Linked DNA regions of Homo sapiens: region 2 is linked to region 1. A link is a contact called in ENCODE Hi-C or POLR2A ChIA-PET data. All regions are on one chromosome and are shown on one strand. Each heading gives the region's core, a stretch centred on a gene start or an enhancer-like site at or near the end of the contact. The rest is flanking DNA. Distances are from core to core; before and after follow the strand shown. Region 1 overlaps ZSWIM6 (zinc finger SWIM-type containing 6). Region 2 overlaps LINC03122 (long intergenic non-protein coding RNA 3122).

What was found. A loop is a pair of places that touch in the nucleus more often than their neighbours do. ChIA-PET counts read pairs that join two places held with the same protein, here RNA polymerase II (POLR2A). Pooled maps may share reads with other maps.
Region 2: a loop to region 1 is called in a map of K562, with 2.0 times the contacts of the local background. The contact joins two enhancer-like sites. A Hi-C loop is called at or near these places in 2 of 168 maps with a recorded cell type or tissue (CD8-positive, alpha-beta T cell and K562) and 1 of 50 pooled maps. POLR2A ChIA-PET finds 5 or more read pairs at or near these places in 1 of 52 experiments (BJ).

What each region holds. Positions count from the first base shown.
Region 1 is chr5:61,438,364-61,444,743 of GRCh38, forward strand. All of the region lies in intron 1 of ZSWIM6 (zinc finger SWIM-type containing 6), which reads left to right. Among named protein-coding and RNA genes, the nearest start is that of ZSWIM6, 110 kb to the left of the region's middle. Within about 2 kb of position 2,333, at least 2 of the 41 ENCODE cell types and tissues checked have a DNase peak (open chromatin) inside an H3K27ac peak, as active enhancers do.
Region 2 is chr5:61,656,572-61,662,503 of GRCh38, forward strand. The region is part of intron 1 of LINC03122 (long intergenic non-protein coding RNA 3122); the gene reads left to right. Among named protein-coding and RNA genes, the nearest start is that of LINC03122, 22 kb to the left of the region's middle. Within about 2 kb of position 2,788, at least 5 of the 41 ENCODE cell types and tissues checked have a DNase peak (open chromatin) inside an H3K27ac peak, as active enhancers do.

The sequences.
Region 1 (6,380 bases), core at 1,083-3,582:
TAATGTAAAACTATATTCAGGAGTAAGGAATCTAGAATATAAAGTAAATTGTATTAGTAATTGCAGGTCAGAAACTTATATTTAGTTATCAGACTCTGAGTCATGAGTTTTAGTATTCTGTGTGCTGTTCATGTGTGCCTTCTGTTACAGACAACACCAGGGAAGAGACCTAATAAAAAGTCTCATGTTCTTCAAAGAGAATAATTGAGAATAATGCTACTTAAGAGCACGTAATATCAGAGCAAACAGGCAATGAACAACATATAATTCTGTATATTATGCAGAGATATTAAATATACATATTAGTAAGGTAGCAGATGCTGTGGTGCTGAAATTGACATGTAAAATAGTACGCTTTCTCTGCAGGGCTCTGTTCCAGCCAGCACTCCTTTACATGTAATGAATAGTTAATTTTAGTCCTATGGTCCATAGGAGACTGATGGGGGACTGTGAGGAGGAAAGCATTCCAACTCCAAGAACAGCAGGTTGTGCTGAGATGTGCTTTTTAATGGAGAAACATTTTATAACTCTTGGGGGTAAATTTATAAAGACGGTTGTGCATGTGTTTTTGTATTTAAATTAAGGAATTATTAATACAGTTAGACAGCCAGGAGTCTGGCAGCTATATTGCAAAAGGGAAAAGCAGAATTTGTTGACTGGACTGAGCTCAGGAATATCTTGCACTTTTAAGAAAATTCCTATTAAACCTATCCTTTGTCCAAATGGAGCAATTCATCAGAAACAGACATTTGAGAATGTGTTTAGGTAGTTGAAATTTCAGGCTGACTTTTTAAAACTAACCTTTGGCTATATATAGGAAAAGGCAAATGACTTTTATTTTTCTGCCTCACATGGAAGTTCCCTTGCCATTTGAGATTTCCCTATGTTCATAATTCATTAATCCCATCTATCCAGGCAATATCTGGTGAGCATCTGTTATGTACCATTATGTTCTGGGAGCCAAAAATGAATAAAATCAATCTACACCCTCAAGCAGTTTGTAGTCTGCTGGAATGACAGACTTAAAAATGCTTATAACTAAAATATTTTATGTGCAGGACTAGGGTTTTTAAGCTAAAAGGCTGCTTTTTAAATTGTGAAATATAAAGTACATGTAGAACAATGCATAAAACATGTCAACAGTTAAACAGATAGTTATGGGATTATACTTTGTGTATTTTTATGTTTGCTTCTTTTATTCAACATTCTGTGGTTCATCTGTGTTGCTTGTAGCATCATCATTACTGTAGCATACTTTATTTGTTCTACTGTTGGTGGACATTACTGTTGCTTCCAGTTTTTGGCTATCATTAACAATGATGCTAAGAGTGTTCTTGATTATTTGTCTTGGTATGTTTGTGCACGCACCAATAATATATATCTAGGAATGGAATCGTTGGGTCATAGAGAATATACGTAGCTTTTAAGTTTACTAGATAAGTGATTTTCCAATTTAAAAAGACCTTTGAAACGTTTTTCTACATTGGTGGTTTTTAAAGTTATCTATTTTCTCATGGAATTTGGTTTTCTCATGAGAATAAGGTAGGAATGGTTGTATGTTGCTAATATGTAGTTCAAGTGCCCTTTCTACCTAATCTGGATTGCCAGGAATATGCTTGAAATGCCAAATCATGACTTAGTATTTTACTGTGGTAATTGGAGTAGTCTTTGACACATCAGGAAGTATGGGAATATGGGAAAGATCTTTGAGAGTGGAAACTATACCACAGTTTTGTTTAGTGCTAGGTAGGAAAGGTGAAAAAAAAAGCGCGAGAGTATATTAAGTATACAAAAAGCTTAGTGGTTTTAAAATGTTAAGCTCACATTTGGAAGTGTAATTCTATTTTAATCTCTTTCCTAATGGAGGAAGAAAGATGACTGATGTGGTAGGGTAATCTTGTTTGAAAAATTGACAACTCTGGCATACGGCCCAGATCTCTTTTCAGATTTTGTGTGAAAAAGAAAAATGGCAGCCTCTTAGTGCTATTCATTGGTGTAAAAAAAAAAAAAAAAAAAAAAGATATGGTTGAACCTAAGGGTGAAGTGCTAACTCTTCATATAGTAGGAGAGTAGATTAAAAGAGTTAGTGGATATTTCACATAATCAATGTCTCTTACCTTCCCAGACAGGAGAAAGAATGTCATGAGTATTAAAATAATTAGCAGAGCATTAAAGATACCAGGGACATTTAACTTACTTCTTGGCCTCCAAATTCATAAGAAATATGAAGGGTTAAATAAACCTTGCTTTTAAAAATACCTTTTCCCCACAGGTCTATGTGAGAACTGAATTTACAGGGTGCTTGGAGTTTCCTTTTGCTATTCAAAACATGTTAGAGCATGAATGTTTGGGGCGTTCAGGCCCTAAGCTATGTTGGTTGAGTGAAAGGGGAATTTTCTGTTCTATTCAACCAATTCAGGGAACATTTAATGCGTGCCAGCCATGTGCCTGGTCCTGGTAGGTACTGGGGACACAAAGATGAATAAAACAGCTTACAGTCCACTGGAACAGACAGGCATATAAACAATTCACTATAGTGTTGTGTGCTAAGGGCTATAATAGCGATCTGCAGAAAGTACTTTGGTCCACAAAAGAGACAACAAATACTTTTTTGTGTGTGGGGCTGATGAGGTTCTAGGTAACAGTGGCCTTTCGCTGTGTTGAGAAACAAACTTGAAATAGATCATACAGGTAACTAGGGACTTACAGAGAGAGGAGAAGGGGCATATTTGGCAGAGGAAATTGCATGAGCTAAGAGATTTATATTGTTCATCTAGATTAGAGATAATCTACATGAGATTATATTATGTATAAAAATTAAAATCTCCGGCAGTTTAGGCAGTGGGTCAAAGTTCGAAGTTGATAGACTTGATAGCTTTTCCTTTTTTTCTCTCAGCCAAGGATTGGTAATTAGGCAGACTCAACTTGAGCCTGTCCTGGATGTGAGGATAGCTTTATGGTTAGTCTCCGGCCAGTTCATCTCCCTTCCTTTAGAGCTACTTATTAAATGCTTAAATATAAATCATCTGTGTTTAGGAGTGATAAGGAAGAGCTTAATAAGCTCAATCTTTGCCTTATAGGGTGGTGGTTTTCAATCCTCCCCCTATATATTAAGCACAATTGCAAAAAATAAATGTATACATTTGAATATTACTATCAGAAATAAAATAATGGTGGACATAACCTTAAAAATTATCTAGTCTGTCTCCTGCATTCCTATATGTAGGAAATTAAGGCTTAATTGGTTAAATGACACAGCCCATCTTGTAGCCTAGGGCCAGGTACGGATGCGGAGTGTGCAAGGGTTCTGTGACTGCCCAGGCTTATTCCTGTAGTTAAGACTCAATTTCTATATGCCCATGGTTTGAGTATATCACAGGTTAGCCTTCTCACATTTACTGCAATTATGGTTTAGCGAACTTATCTGTTTGACTGAGTTAGAGGCAACATGGTATAGCAGAGTCCGATGAACTGCCACCTTACAGTGTTTGGTCTAGGTGCTGCTGCTGTCCACACAGAAAGCCTATCACTGAGACAGTAAGTATTACGAGGGAAGAAGACTTTATTTGGGTGCTGCTACTGAAGAGATAGGAGATCAGTCTCAAGTCCACCTTTCTGATGGACTAAAATTAAGGGTTTATGTAGCAGAGAAGAAATGTAACCATGTGTGGGAAAATAGGAATTAGCGAGGGGTAAGGAAGAGGAGTTGGTCAACAGAAAGCAGGTGGTCAGTTAGCCAATCATGGTGGGTGTGGGGTCTGATGTCTCATTATTCAGATGTGGTGATCTGGTTAAGTTTCAGTTCCTTGAGACTGTTTGGGAGGTCTGATGGTTGGTTTCTTGAGAAAGGAACTCAAGATAAGAAAATTTTAACTTTCTCAAGTTCTAAGACTGGGAGGGTCAATTTCTGTGTTTATTCAAAAGAAACTGTAAACGTCAGTTCTGTGGGACAGTTGGGCCAGTTTCGGTCCCACCCTTTTTATTGATCAATTCATCATTCATAGGGAATCTGTCTTGTCAGTCTTTCTGGCTGCTTCATGCTTAGGAGGGGTGTTTTGGGCAGCTCCATACCATGGATGAGGAATCAAAGTTTAATCTAATACATAGTTTTCTTCTGAAGCACAATCTTTCTCTCTCTAGTCCTTCACTTCTATCAAAGACAGATCACAGCAGGACCAACCTACCTGCAAAATAAGCTTCAGTCCCATATACTTGGCCTGATTAGTCATGTGAAATGCAACAAGAATCATTGTCTACACAGGCTCTCCTAAATTGGCTTTGCTGGAACCTATCACAAGGCCATTTCAGTCAAAGCCCTGGGAATATGACCAGTTCCTCCAACTGTGTCCTGTTGTGAAGGAAAACAGTTTCTCATTGAACTTATGCAAACAACCACATTACAGTGAATTAAGAATATTCACAAATAGTTTATGAATTCTGGAGAAATTAGGCAGAGGGAGAGAAATGTGCCTTAAATTCTATTTATAAGAGTATACTCTACTCCATTGTTTAAGGCTATAAAAAGCTCAAGAAAAAACGTTCTCCAGACTGAACAATCAGCAATGCTTCAAACAAACAAAACCCATTAAAAATTATTTCAGTCTTCCATTAGTTCAGTGCATGCAATCAGCTCCTACTCTGCTTCATACTAGGTTAGCAATCTTTATGAACACACCAGCCTTTCACTTAGTGTCCTGTAAGATTTCTCTCTAGTCCAATGGCACACTCTCCAAAGTTATCAGAAACCTGTATTCAAGAGTCTTTGTCATGAACTCCCCCAAAGAAGCAAGCACTGGACTGTGGCTGATTATAAGCCACTTTTTGAGAAGAAGCAAAGCAAAACAACAATTGTGGATGAGAAAGACCTTTGGAAAGCCATAAATACACAGTTGATAAGGAAATCTGGTTATTTCTGTGGCATACAACAATTTAGCATAATAATCATAATCATTATAACAACCTAAATGAAGACATACCAGAATTTCAGGAATCACATTCAATTCTGGAATACATACTCATAACACACCTATATAAATATAACCCAAAGAAAGTTAAACACCACTTCAGATTTGAAGTCCATCCTGTATAATTCTAACATAACAGATAAGCCTAGTACAGTTCTCTTGAAGTTCAGGGGACCCAATATCCAGAAAAAGTTAGATTGAGGTCAAAATGACTGAATTTAGAACTTGAAATCTTGCCTTTGGAAAAAGTTTGTCAAATGTCAGAGGTTTACACTTGATATCACAAAATAGGATCATTGGTGTCCATAAAATAGTCATTGATTTAGCTAAAATGATAAGAACATTTACTCTTTGACAGGTAGGAGACTCAGTTTCCCAAGCAATAAGATGTAATGAAGACAGCATGAGGCCAACCACATCTGCCTCTCCTTCCTACATTTTTTCCCTGCAGTTTACTTGAAAAGTAAACAAAAATCTTTTATTATCATTACATAAAAATTTTATTTGAAAGAGAAAACCAATTTTACCTTTGCATGGTACATTATTAATGTTAAAGTTAATTTTAATGAAACATAAATCTAATTTTAATCAGTTTGACTATAAGCTAAGACTTTTTAAAAAATTTTATTATTATTATACTTTAAGTTTTAGGGTACGTGTGCACAATGTGCAGGTTTGTTACATACGTATACGTGTGCCATGTTGGTGTGCTGTACCCATTAACTCGTCATTTAGCATTAGGTATATCTCCTAATGCTATCCCTCCCCCCTCCCCCCACCCCACAACAGTCCCCAGCATGTGATGTTCCCCTTCCTGTGTCCATGTGTTCTCATTGTTCAATTCCCACCTATGAGTGAGAACATGCAGTGTTTGGTTTTTTGTCCCTGCGATAGTTTGCTGAGAATGATGGTTTCCAGTTTCATCCATGTCCCTACAAAGGACATGAACTCATCATAATTTATGGCTGCATAGTATTCCATGGTGTATATGTGCCACATTTTCTTAATCCAGTCTATCGTTGTGGGACATTTAGGTTGGTTCCAAGTCTTTGCTATTGTGAATAGTGCTGCTATAAACATACGTGTGCGTGTGTCTTTATAGAAGCATGATTTATAATCCTTTGGGTATATACCCAGTAATGGGATTGCTGGGTCAAATGGTATTTCTAGTTCTAGATCCCTGAGAAATCGCCACACTGACTTCCACAATGGTTGAACTAGTTTACAGTCCCAAGGTAAGACTTTCATAAACCTTTTTTAATATTTTATAATTTTCTGTTAAAGAGCAGATCAGTGCTCCAAGAAAATCCTGTTATTCCGACATAGGGGCCTAGATGTTGGCCTTGCATCAGTGTGTTTTTGATATTAATGTTTAATTTATAGAAAAACTTTTTAAGTAACCTATTCCCTCAAAAT
Region 2 (5,932 bases), core at 1,538-4,037, 220 kb after region 1:
GGATCTGTAGTGAAATACTTTAATATACATTTGAGTCTAAGTGTTACCCAGGCCGAAGGAGCACTAATTTTGAAGATATGTTTGCATTATAGCCTGTGTTCTAGAGAGACCCAATATAAAGAAACACACCCAGCAACTCTGCTTACTCGGCTGGTGGAGGGAATTGAGGATTGTTGCTGAAGGGAACTCACTTTTGTATGCATTTCAGAGATTTAATTTTATTAGCCAATGCAAATGATCTGTTCCACAAATGTAAAACAAAAGGACAAGAAAATGATCCCTGTGTCAACATCAGGATGTCTGACTTAAAATCCCATTCGAATAACTCCCTAAAAATGATCAGACACTGAATACATTATTTTTCTGACTTTGACAAAACTAGTCTGCACAAAGAAGCAGCCCCATGAGGTTACGGATAAACCAACCACCTTAAAACTTCAGCATTTTCATGTCAGTCACAGATTTTCTTAAGGGCCAACTCACTGTTTAAGGACTAATGTGTTTGGAGAGGGAAAAAAACCACACTGTGTTATTAAGCAGAATCCCCTTTACATACAGGGATCGGATCAGTTTGCCCGGATTGTGTTGCCTGCTTTATTGTCCTACTTCAAACACGGGGCCCTGGGCATCATCTCGAGGAAGGGCTGATTGAACTGTCGGCCTGACACTTGTCAGCTGTGGATAATACGGGCTTCAGTCCGTCATGCTCACACATAAATGAACCATGACAGAGATAGACTGTTGAATAGAAAAAGCAGTTTTACTGTGGATAACCTTTCTTGAATAAATGCAACAAATAATAAAGTCTGAAAAGGGGGAACATGTACCTTAGGAAAGCAGTGACGTTCAGAACCAAACGGTTATTATCTTTTTGGGCCATCAAAAATTGCCCATTTATCCAAGTACATTATTGAGAGAAAAGCTAAAAGTGCTATGATTATCATAAAAATGATGGCAGTTGAATCTATGCAGTCTTCAATATTATATCACATAACAAAACCTAGTTACAGCTCACCAGGATTGAAAAAGGAGGCATTGTTTGTGTACCAAATGGAATCCACAATTGTTCTTAGAAAATGGTGGCACACATCTTAATTAAAAGAGCAGAAAAAGAATCTAAAGCTCTTCTTTATGTCTTTAAAACACTTCTCCTTTTTTATTAAAAGAAGAAAAAAACAGAACTCCCAGTAGAAATTGTGGAAACTCTACATTTCAATCAAGACAGTCAAAAGAATGATTTGAATTTACAGGCCTGTAATTGGAACAAATTGGAAACAAAAGAAGAGCTCGTTTAAGCCACGTGATGTGGCCACAGTGCTGCCGTGTACAGTATGTTAGAAAAAAAAATCATGTTTCTTTAAAGCAAAGCTAACTCCACTGCAGGCTCTGAGCAATTTGCATAAATGTCTCTACCATGATTTTTTTTTTATTTATGGGCCCTAAGTTTCTAATTAAATACTAATTAATACTATCACCAGAATTGTCTCCCATCCCCAGCTCTTCATAGCTTTGTCACTTTGATTAATGCACAGTCATTTATTAACTTATTTAACAAGCCGGGGTGCCTCATGACAAACTAGATTAAATTATCCTCATAACAGTCTCATTACTGGAAAAAGGGAGTTTTAAACTTAATAAAAATTATCCTCAATAATGTTAAAGCTTTTTCACCATACCCTTAAAAGACAGAAATAGGTTTCTTGTTTGATTTATAATATAAGGAGTTGTATAAAGCATCCATTAATAAAATTTATAAGTTCATTTAAGCTTGCACATTACAGTAGTGCTGTAGCCTTGGGTGCTTATTATTTAACTTTTGCTGTAGTTATGAAGATAATTAATGTGCTGACCAGACAGGGACTAAAATACCCACCAGAACAAGATAATTAGAGACATAAATAATGTTTAGGTTCTTGTGTGCTGCTCTTAAAATTAATTGTTTTGTTTTCCATCCAAACTTGATAAAGAAGAAAATAAGAGTTTACCAAGGAACTGTACGATGAAGGTGAGATGTTTGTTTCGGTGGACTGGCAAATGCTAGCAAGTCTGGCAGTTTTTGGGCTGGAGGAGGGAGCAGATGTGTCAGGGGATTTGGCTCCTTCTGGGAAACTGTTCGACCCTCATTGCTCTCTGTCGCCCTCTGGTGGCCAGGTCCTGGTGACACGCACACCTTGCAGCCAGGCCTGTTTGTCAGTGGTAGGCGGAGGGGTGAGGCAGAAGTGGGAGCTGGAGGAAGTCTCTTCATTTAAGTGCTGGGATAAACTTCTCATCTCAGTCAGATTCCAGGAGAAGGGGGGCCCCAGAGGGAGCTCAGCATATCTATGGCAGCAAATCTTCCTTGCTGACAAAGCAGAATCCAGGAAGCTGTGGCTCACTCAGGCCCTGCCGGTCTCAAAATAAATAGGCACAAACGCTTTAAAACATGCGTGGAGCGCTGACCCTCCATGGGGCTGTGTGCTAAAATAAGTGTTCAGCATGTTCGGAGGGCAGATTCTCTTTTTATTTTCAGTTTCTTGCTAAAATAGCACCCTTGTTAAGGGTCTAGGTGACCCGGTAGGAAGAGCAGGGAAAGGTATCTGCTGACGGAGGGTCTACTGTCTAAATTTCCTTCTGGCCTGGGCCGTCCTGAGTCTTTGGGTGGGGTTGTGGGAAAGGCGCAGTAGCTCCCTGGTCAAACAGGGAGCTGCCACCCTGTGTAGACAACACTTCACCACTGACAAGGCACCTTGGCATGTATCGTGCTGTCTTCACCCCTCCAGAGCCCTGTGAGACCAGAGGGAGGGACTGTTACTATGGTTGCTGAGGGGTCACGTGCTGATTTCAATCCACAAACCGGCCGGCTGGTGACTTCCTTGCCGGGAAGAGCACCTGGCTCCTTTTCTTTCGGTATCTGAAGTCCTTTCTGCTTTTCCGCACCTCACCCCCAGTTCTTCTCTCTCACACCCTCCTTCTCCCGCTCACCTTTTCTTTTTATCCTTGATTCAGAGCAGAGATAACAATAACTCTACTTGTTCTCATACTAAAATAGCTCACTTGTCAAAGCTGCAGGGAGACTGGTGCCGCGGAAATTCTGTGAGCAGAAGAATGGCTGGGAGAATTTTCTCCGAGTTTAGATTAGAGCGCTTCATGGTCAGAGTCCTCTCCCATTCACTCCCATCCCTGGGAGGTAAAAAGACAGCAAACGTCTTCATGATTTATAACTCTTGTTTAGCATTGATTCAGAGCTCCATCTTTGCAAGTCTATTAGTAGAGACCTATTAGTGGAGGTTGGCTTTGGCCAAAAATAGATCAACGTTAGGCCAAATCTTAGCTACCTGATTCATTCAGTTTCCTCCAGGCAACTTCATTTGAATTCAGGGTATTAGGTTCCCAGGCTTGCCCAGGATTCTGCTTGGGCAAGGAGGCCAAATTAAATGAAACAGGGCCTCTAGGAGCCAAGTGAGGGGATGTCCTAGATTAAAATAAAAGCGCAGGAAGAGAAGAGCTCTCGGTCGGTGAAGGAAGGTGAAGGCCCAGGTGATCTTATTCCTGTCTGGGTCCTTCCACTGGAGTTCCCACTGGCTTCATCATGATGGCCTCAGGAGTGGAGGGGCAGAGGGGAATGGTGGCTAGATGGATGCAGGCCACAGATTAGGGATGCATAGTTGGGAAGAACACAGGAGAAGAAGAGAGAGTTTTTCAGTGGTGCTCAAACTTTAATGGGCAAAACTTTGTTTAAATGCAGAGTCCCTTGCTCCAGTTTCAGACTTGCTAATTCTCTTAGTCTGAGATGACACCAGGAATCTGCACTGATAACAGGGCTTTAGTGACTTTGATTCAGGGGTCAGTCCATGACCAGTCATTAAGAAACACTGGACGAGGAAGGGAGAAAGAGAAGATAAAAGAACTGTAGGAAGTGAGGGAATTTTGCCTAAATCATGTTTACCTCCTGAGAAAGTGCCATAGCTGTCTTCTCTCTCTCTCTCTCTCTGTGTGTGTGTGTGTGTGTGTGTGTGTGAGAGAGAGAGAGAGAGAGAGAGAGAGAGAGAGAGAGACAGAGAGAGACAGAGAGAGACAGAGAGAAAGAGATGCCCTCCATGGCCAGAGAGGAAGGTAGGTCAAACACATATCCTTGGCTCTTCCAGCACCTCTCGTTGTGCTTACCCTGGAGGCCCTGCTCAAATCCAGTCTACATTGTGTCCACTGGAGGCTGCTCTTTAAGCTCTGTCACTCTCCTGCTCACCCCTTTGCTCTGACAGCGGCATCCTTCTGTGAGGGGACATCTGAAGGAAATGGGGGTACAGCTGTGCCCTGAGCCAGGGTTGCTGCCAGCATTGAAGAGAAGATTGAAAGAGCCCTATTTCCCACCTCCATACAACCTTCTGGAATAGTCAAGTGCCAAAATGGCCTTAATTAAACTGCCTCAGGCACATTCTGAGGGCCAGTCTATTGCTTGGGCCATTATGGGCAGACAGAGGTGCTGTGAGGGTAAGGTACCCTCACACAGCTTCAGAACTAAAGGCGCCCCAGCTGGGATGTCCTGACCTGTCAGGGCTCTCTCTATTGTTCTCTTCATGCCTTGGTAACCACGTAGGCAGAGCGATGTGGATGCCACATGTGTGCACAGATCAATGCATTCATGGTCACAGGCAAGTGCCAGGCACTGTGCTGGGTGCTGGCAATAGATGAAGATGAAAGACGTTTTCTTGCAAACTAGCTTCACTGTTGCCCCTTGAAGGCTCTCAGTGACATTGCCCTGAGCTGAAAGAGTATATCCAGAGGTTACTGGGACTGAGTGTGTCTTCTAACACCACTTAGACACCTGGCAGAGAACAGGACACTCATGACTAGACTGGCTCAGGGATGGCTTTGTAGGGTGGATGTGACAGAAGGAGAAGAGAGTGATAGGGTTTAGGGCTGTGGTCCCTAAACTGGAGTACACACACCCTCAGGGGCTGTACAAAATGCTCCAATGGGAATGGGCAGAAAATACTGAAATGCTTATTATATTGGCCTTCTAAAATCATGTCATTTGTGCCTTTCCATTTTCGTGATATGTTTTAAAATGAAGAAAATGTCAGCCCAGTAGTAAAATGTATGCGATTTATGAACATATTGGGGCTATGTGCTCGATTCTTTTCTTGCTTCATTGCTGGCTGTGCACTACGAAGCAGGTTCATAGGCTGTTGGTTTAGGAAGGGGGCTATTGTAAAAAATGGGGCTGAAGTGCTAGGCCCTGGAGTGTAGGTGGGAGGGGGAAGGAAGCAAAACCAAAAGGGGGGGATGAGAGAATGAGGAAATGGGAAGAGCAGACATGGACGGGCTCAGGGAGATTGAAAGTCAGGGGCAGCGGGTTGAAGGGAACCGGGATCTCAGTAGAGGAGGCTGTGATGAGGCTTCAGGATACAGGTTGAGAATATCTCAGGTGGGACCACTCTAGGCCATTCGCAGGTTAGGGGTGTCACCAGGTGAGGGAGGGAAAGAAAGGGACGGCAAGTGTATTGGATGTGCTGCCCACAGGGAGGGACATTAAAGTGCCCACCCTGATGGCAAGATCTAGGACAGAAAAGAAGACAGTAAGTTACCAAGGTGTGAGCGGAAGGTTCAGGTGGTTTTGGGCAACCAGGTGGCTAAGAGAGGGTGGGGGGGGTTTACATACAGGTAGAAGGACACAAAGCCCTTTCCAGTCCCCAGGAGTTTGGGGCCATGAAGCGCTCACTACCTGGGGTAGGCTGGGCAGCACCCGGGAGAGCCACGGTCCCTGCGGTCACAGGAAGAGGATGGAGTGCTCCGCCCTCCCCACGAGCTTGGTTGCGTTGCTCACCCTGGAACCAAGGTCCCAGAGGGCACTGGAAGAGCCTTTGGATGTGAGGGATGCAGCGGGAGTGGGTGTCTCGGTGGTCAGAGCAGCTGGGGGGAGCCTGTGGGAGGGGAAGGGACAGCAGAGGGCTGC